Linked DNA regions of Mus musculus: region 2 is linked to region 1. The links are chromatin loops, found by intact Hi-C in ENCODE. Cell type or tissue: heart. All regions are shown on one strand. Links, peaks and the distances in the headings refer to the core of each region. The heading gives the core; the rest is flanking DNA. Region 1 overlaps Gm32816 (a long non-coding RNA gene). Region 2 has its middle 26 kb from the start of Bag3.

The links. Peaks named below come from ENCODE experiments on the same cell type or tissue, not always from the same donor. Only the 100,000 strongest peaks of a DNase experiment are listed, where the experiment ranks them.
Region 2: a loop joins it to region 1, with 3.0 times the contacts of the local background. A loop is called at or near these places in 12 of 42 quality-filtered maps.

What each region holds. Positions count from the first base shown.
Region 1 is chr7:128,473,075-128,475,985 of GRCm38, reverse strand. Gm32816 (a long non-coding RNA gene) reads right to left here. Exons shown (of 4, transcript XR_378509.4): 2 at 1,559-1,675; 3 at 1,359-1,431; 4 at 411-535. Among named protein-coding and RNA genes, the nearest start is that of Gm32816, 13 kb to the right of the region's middle. In heart, for the core only: CTCF peaks have their summits at 1,358 and 1,574 (motif pointing left); a DNase peak (open chromatin) is centred at 1,565; H3K4me3 peaks cover 306 bases.
Region 2 is chr7:128,547,985-128,550,895 of GRCm38, reverse strand. No RefSeq gene overlaps it. Among named protein-coding and RNA genes, the nearest start is that of Bag3, 26 kb to the right of the region's middle. In heart, for the core only: no CTCF peak of the experiment used is centred there; a DNase peak (open chromatin) is centred at 1,567; H3K27ac peaks cover 337 bases.

The DNA of each region.
Region 1 (2,911 bases), core at 263-2,762:
CACATCTTCAACAGCACGAGAGATGGAGGAAGGGAAGGAGGGAGAGGGAGGGAGGGAGAGAGGGAGAGAGAGAGAGAGAGAGAGAGAGAGAGAGAGAGAGAGAGAACTGGGGGTGTTGGGAAGCTTTTGATTCCTCAAAGCCCAGGACACATCTCCTCCTCTGAGACCTCAAGTCCCTTCCCAAATAGTTTTGTTTCCTGGAGACCAAGTATTCGAACATACATGCCTCCGGAGCTCATTCCCATTCAAACCACACTAGGCAAACGATGTACTAACTGAGATGGAGCCTGAACTCATGATCCTCCTGCCTCAGCCTGCCACGGATTGGTGTGCTGGCCTTTGTTACCACACCCAGCTTTGTCTTTGTGGCTTTTTTTTTATTGCTGGGAATAGCACCAAGACCAAGGCAGTTTATAGAAGGAAGGATTTATTTGGGCTTAGGTTCCAAAGAGATAAGAGTCCATCGCGTCATGGTGGGGAGCATGGCAGCAGGCAGCATGGTGCTGGAGCAACAGTCGAGAGCTTACATTTCAACCTACAAACAGGAAGTAGAGAGAGCTGACTTGAAATGGCACAAGCCTTTTGAAACTTCAAAGTCTACCCCATTGACATACTTCCTCTAGCATGGCCATACTTCCTAAGCCTTCCCATACAGCCACTAATGGAATGCAAATATTTAAACTACAGGGGCCATTCTCGTTCAAATCACCACAGTCTTTAACAGGAGTTACAATGACATCTGTGTTTCTTTTGAGACAGATTCTCACTCTATAGTCCAGGCTGGCTCTGAAACCACCATATATATTCCCAGACTGGTCTTGAATTCATGTTCCCTTTTAGTGGAATTTTGCTAGGCATATCAGAAATGGCCATACACTTCCTTTGGCCTATTAGCATTCCCTAGACCTTGATCTAAAATAAGCATCAATATAAAGGTGGCCAGAGAAGACAAAAGATGGTCAAAGGATTGTTCATTGTTTTTTTCCAAACCCTGATGCAGAGAAAGTGGGTTACACTGGCAGACTATGAAACCTGGTAGGGTAACAAGAACTACTGTTTATCTCCCATGTTGACTTGAGTCTCTGATTTTTGCTTCAGTTGGGGAGGAAGGTCCCTTTTCCCTCACCCATCACATCAGGGAGAATATTGCCAAAGGACAAGAATGAGGCAGCTCCTTAGAGCCAAGTACAGGGCCAGGACGAAGGACTTAGGGAGACAAGGTGGTCCAGGGAAGGGACAGACTTGCTCTCCAGTATTCCTGCCAGGGGATGGAGAACTAAGGAAGGCAGCCATGCTGATATTTCAGATCTCCTTTACTTGGGAGCCTCTATGGGCCACTGCAGAGAACTGCCGCTTACCTTGGCAAGGGATCGGATGCCGTACAGAGTTATCCGGCGAAGGACCTTGGATTCTTTAAGGCAAAGCCAGGCTCTTGTATTAAAAATTAACACCGTTAATTTGGAGCTTAGTCAATGCTTTCTTCTTTTCCCTTCCTCCCAAGGATACTTCCATCTCCCAGGATGACCCGCCTGTCCACCAGGACATGGCCTTGGCTTACCCCCGGGTAGTGCAGAGTGGCTCCTTAGAAAGAGAGCTCCCCCTGCTGGGCCATGAGTGGGAACCTTCCGGATAGTGGTCATTCTTCCAGTGACATCAACCGCAATCGCCATCATAACTAGGTAGAATAATGAATAGTTGATTACTAGTGTTGAAGTGGTAAAGACTCATGAGTTAGCTGAAGCTCGTAGGAAGTTGTGACCTTTGGTATACTTCTTAAGCTCCCCGTTTTCTCATCTTTATAGTGAGGAGACAGAAATTACATGCTAACAGAGAACCTATGGGGGGAAGTTTTAAAGATATGTTGGAAAAATAGGAAAGTCACATGGGCCTTTGGAGACTACAGAGGATAATTGAATGAAGTATCTTCCACCTTCTTAGTTGAGGGGAGTGACATCAGAATTGTTACTGTCATCAGCTGCTGCATAACAACCATCCCACAATCTCTTTTGTTTTTCTTTTCTTTCCTTTTTTTCTTTTCCTTCCTTCCTTCTTTCCTTCCCTTCTTCTTCCTCTCCTCCTTCTCCTCCTCCTTCTCCTGCTCCTCCTCTTCCTTCTCCTCCTCCTTCTCTTCCTCCTTCTTCTCCTTCTTCTCTTTCTCCTTCGCCGCCTCCTTCCTCTACTTCTTTCTTCTTTTCTTTCTTTTCTTCTTCTCTTTCCTTTCTTCTTCCCCTTCTCCTCCCCCTTCCCCTCTTCCCCTTCCTCTTATTCCTCCTTCTCTTCCTCCTCCTCCTTCTTTCTTCTTTTTGACAGAGCTTCACTGTATGCATGGCTCTTGTTGGCTTGGAACTCATGGTGTAGACCAGTCTGACCTTGAATTTATAGATTCCCCTGCCTTTTGACTCTCAAGTTCCGGAATTAAGGATGTGCTCAATAACACCTGGCCTATTTTAATAATTATTATTTTTAATTTTGTGTATTTGTGTGTGTGTGTGTATGTGTGGTGAGGTATATGCACTTGAGACAGGGTCTAGGGACACTGGCTACCCTGGAGCTGGAGTTACCCACCAGACATGGGTGCTAGAAACCAAGAATGGGTCCTTTGTAAGAGTGCTATGTGCACCTAATATGCCCAGTACTTTGGAATGCAGAGGCAGGCAGATAAGTTCTAGGCCAGCCTGATCTACAAATTGAGTTTCAGGACAACAAGGGCTGTTAGAGTTAAGCCTATCTTGAAAAAAACTCCAACAAACAAACAAACAAACAAACAAACAAACAAACAAGAGTAGTACGTAGCCGGGCATGGTGGCACACGCCTTTAATCCCAGCACTTGGGAGGCAGAGGTAGAGGCAGGCAGATTTCTGAGTTCGAGGCCAACCTGGTCTATAGAGTGAGTTCCAGGACAGCCCGGGC
Region 2 (2,911 bases), core at 158-2,657, 75 kb before region 1:
TGAGGATGCCTGTGAGAATTTCTAGACTCTTTTCATTGAAGAAGACTCTGAAATTGGGTGGCACCACTCCCTGAATCGAGCTGAACATTATCATTCTTTTTTCTTTTTCTTTTCTTTTTTTCTGTTTCCTGATCAGCCACCTCAAGAGCCTGCCACCAATGCCTTTACACCAAGAAAGACTGTATGCTGAATGTGTTAGCTAATAGGTCCTTCCTTCCTTCCTTCCTTAAGTGGCTTATGTCAGGTATTCCTTCCTTCACAGCAGTGAGAAAACTAATCCACCACCAAACCCACTTGGCACCAAATTGTGAGATGTGATGACCTGGATCTGTACAAATCCTGCCTGCTCCTTGCTGTCTTGCTGGCATGTGTTCCATGTATTGAATAAGAATGTTAACCACAATTAACCTTATCATCAGCCAGGCACCACTTGCCATTCTTTGCATGTCTGGATTCATTTAACCATTTCCCTATTTTGTAAATGAGGAGCCTGGGGAGGGAAAGACTCCCTGTAACTGGTCACTGTCTCAAAGCTTTGCACAGACTCCAAAGCTGTGATTTCTAGCTTGGAGTGTGTACTGGCTGGTTTTGTGTGTCAGCTTGACACAGGCTGGAGTTATCACAGAGAAAGGAGCTTCAGTTGGGGAAGTGCCTCCATGAGCTCCAGCTGTGGGGCATTTTCTCAGTTGGTGATGAAGGGGGGAGGGCCCATTGTGGGTGGTGCCATCCCTGGGCTGGTAGTCTTGAGTTCTATAAGAGAGCAGGCTGAGCAAGCCAGGGGAAGCAAGCCATTAAGTAACATCCCCCCCATGGCCTCAGCATCAGCTCCTGCTTCCTGGCCTGCTTGAGTTCCAGTCCTGATTTCCTTTGGTGATGAACAGCCGTGTGGAAGTATAAGCTAAATAAACCCTTTCCTCCCCAACTTGCTTCTTGGTCGTGATGTTTTGTGCAGGAATAGAAACCCTGACTAAGGCAGAGTGATTCAAGTTTGTTCTCTTAACTGCAATGCTCTCTAACTGGCACTGGGGTTTAGGTTAACTTAGCCAAGGTCCCCTTGATACCAGATACTCAGCAGTGCTAATGCCCCTAACTCCTACAGGGCCAAGACAGCTCTGTTTCCTTGCAGCCGGCAGAATGCTTGGTCTCCTGCAAGATCCAGGGCTAGAAACCCCTTGTCTTGATGTGAACATTGTATTTGGTTTGGATCGGCCAAAGGTGGCAACTGGGTTAGAGATCAGCTCACCATGATTCATGGTAAAGTAAAATAAAATAAAATAAAATAATCCAAATCAGTTAAAACTTGAGGGACCTGAATGCCTAGGTGAATAAAGCAGAAATGACCTCCTCTGTCTTTAGTTCATTCACAACATGGTCAAACTAGGACTCTCACTCAGTGGAAGGAGCAACGTATGAGGCCCCTGCTTTGATCTCCAGGCCTGGGAGTTGGGTGGGAGATGACGTTCAGCAGGCTTCTTTCTCTGTTTACATTTGAGTTTCTAGAGTCCCTAGCATGCTGGCTCGTCCTCCCTGGGTGAGTTCACTCAGGAATTATGTTGGCAGAATCCCATCAGGATGACTTCAGCCTTTTTCAGCAGGCTAAGAGTGGCAAGTATGGCAGTGGGTATTTTTGTGTGACATCGTCAGGCACCAATATTAACCTCAGGATGGTTGTGAGGAATTCAGCTTGGGGCTCTTCAGTCAGCACACTTGCATGTTCTGATGTCTCAGGTCCCCCTCTTCCTTTTCATCCTCATTTGGCGGGGCGGGGCAGGGTGTGTGTGTGCGCGCGCGCGTGCGTGAAGCACAACTCCACATAGGGAGGGAGGGAGAGGGTGTCTATGGTCTTTTCCAAGCTCTTTCAAATTTACAACCTGTTTTTCATTGTTATTGCATGCACACATGTATATGCATATACATACGCATTGTTATATATAACCTGACTAGTCTGTATATTAATGGATAACCAATTGGTGTGCTCTCCCCTCCCCTGCTCAGCACTCCTTAGTTGTAGGTTCTAAGCCTTGTGGGCTTCTCCCTAGCCACTTTGCCATGTTTATTAGTGTTGTCTGCGTTCAGCTCATGTCTAGGCAGTCATGTTGGTGAGAATTTACAGATATAGCTTCTGACATTACTAGGAGACACAATGTCACATAAAACTTCCTGACCCTCTAGCTCCCAATCTTCCTGTCCCTCTTCTGCAATGTACCCTGAGCCTTAGGCGTGGGAGTGTTTTGTAGATGTAGCCACTGGGACTGGGCTCCATTAACTGTGCCTTATGATGAGTTGAGGTCTTCTGTAGCTGTCTCCTTCAGTTGCAAAGTTCCCTTGCTAAAGGGCAAAGACTACACTTGTCTGTGGGTAAAAGGACAAATATTTAGAATGCAGTCAGTGCTTATGTTGGTTTAATGAAACAATTGTTGTAGATTCCCTAGTAACCACAACTTCGCTAGCATTGAGTAGTTGGCTAGATTGCTGGGAATGGCTTCTCTCTTGTTGAACAGGTAGATCTTAAATTCAACTAGAGAGCTGTTGGTTACCATCTAGATATGTGTACCACTATCTCACCCTTAGGGTTGTTGTGCCACGCTAATTGTTGATTCATAAACATCACAGCTGGGTAGGACTGTTGGTTGTCTCCCTCCTTTGGATGCTTGCCTTCTGTTTCCATGAGAGCCAGTCCTCTGGGAGGGGGCATTCCGGTCAGCTCCAGCCTAGGGGTCATGTCTGAAATACATGGTGCATTTAGCAATAGGGACCTACCTTCCACCTCTGGGGGCAACAAAGGGCAATAGCAATAGGTTATGTTTTGTGAGTCTCTTGGACAGTCAAATGTATTTTGAGACAGGGTCTCTCTAACCTTAGCGGTCCCGGAACTTGTTATGGTAGATCAGGTTGGTCCAAAACTCACAAA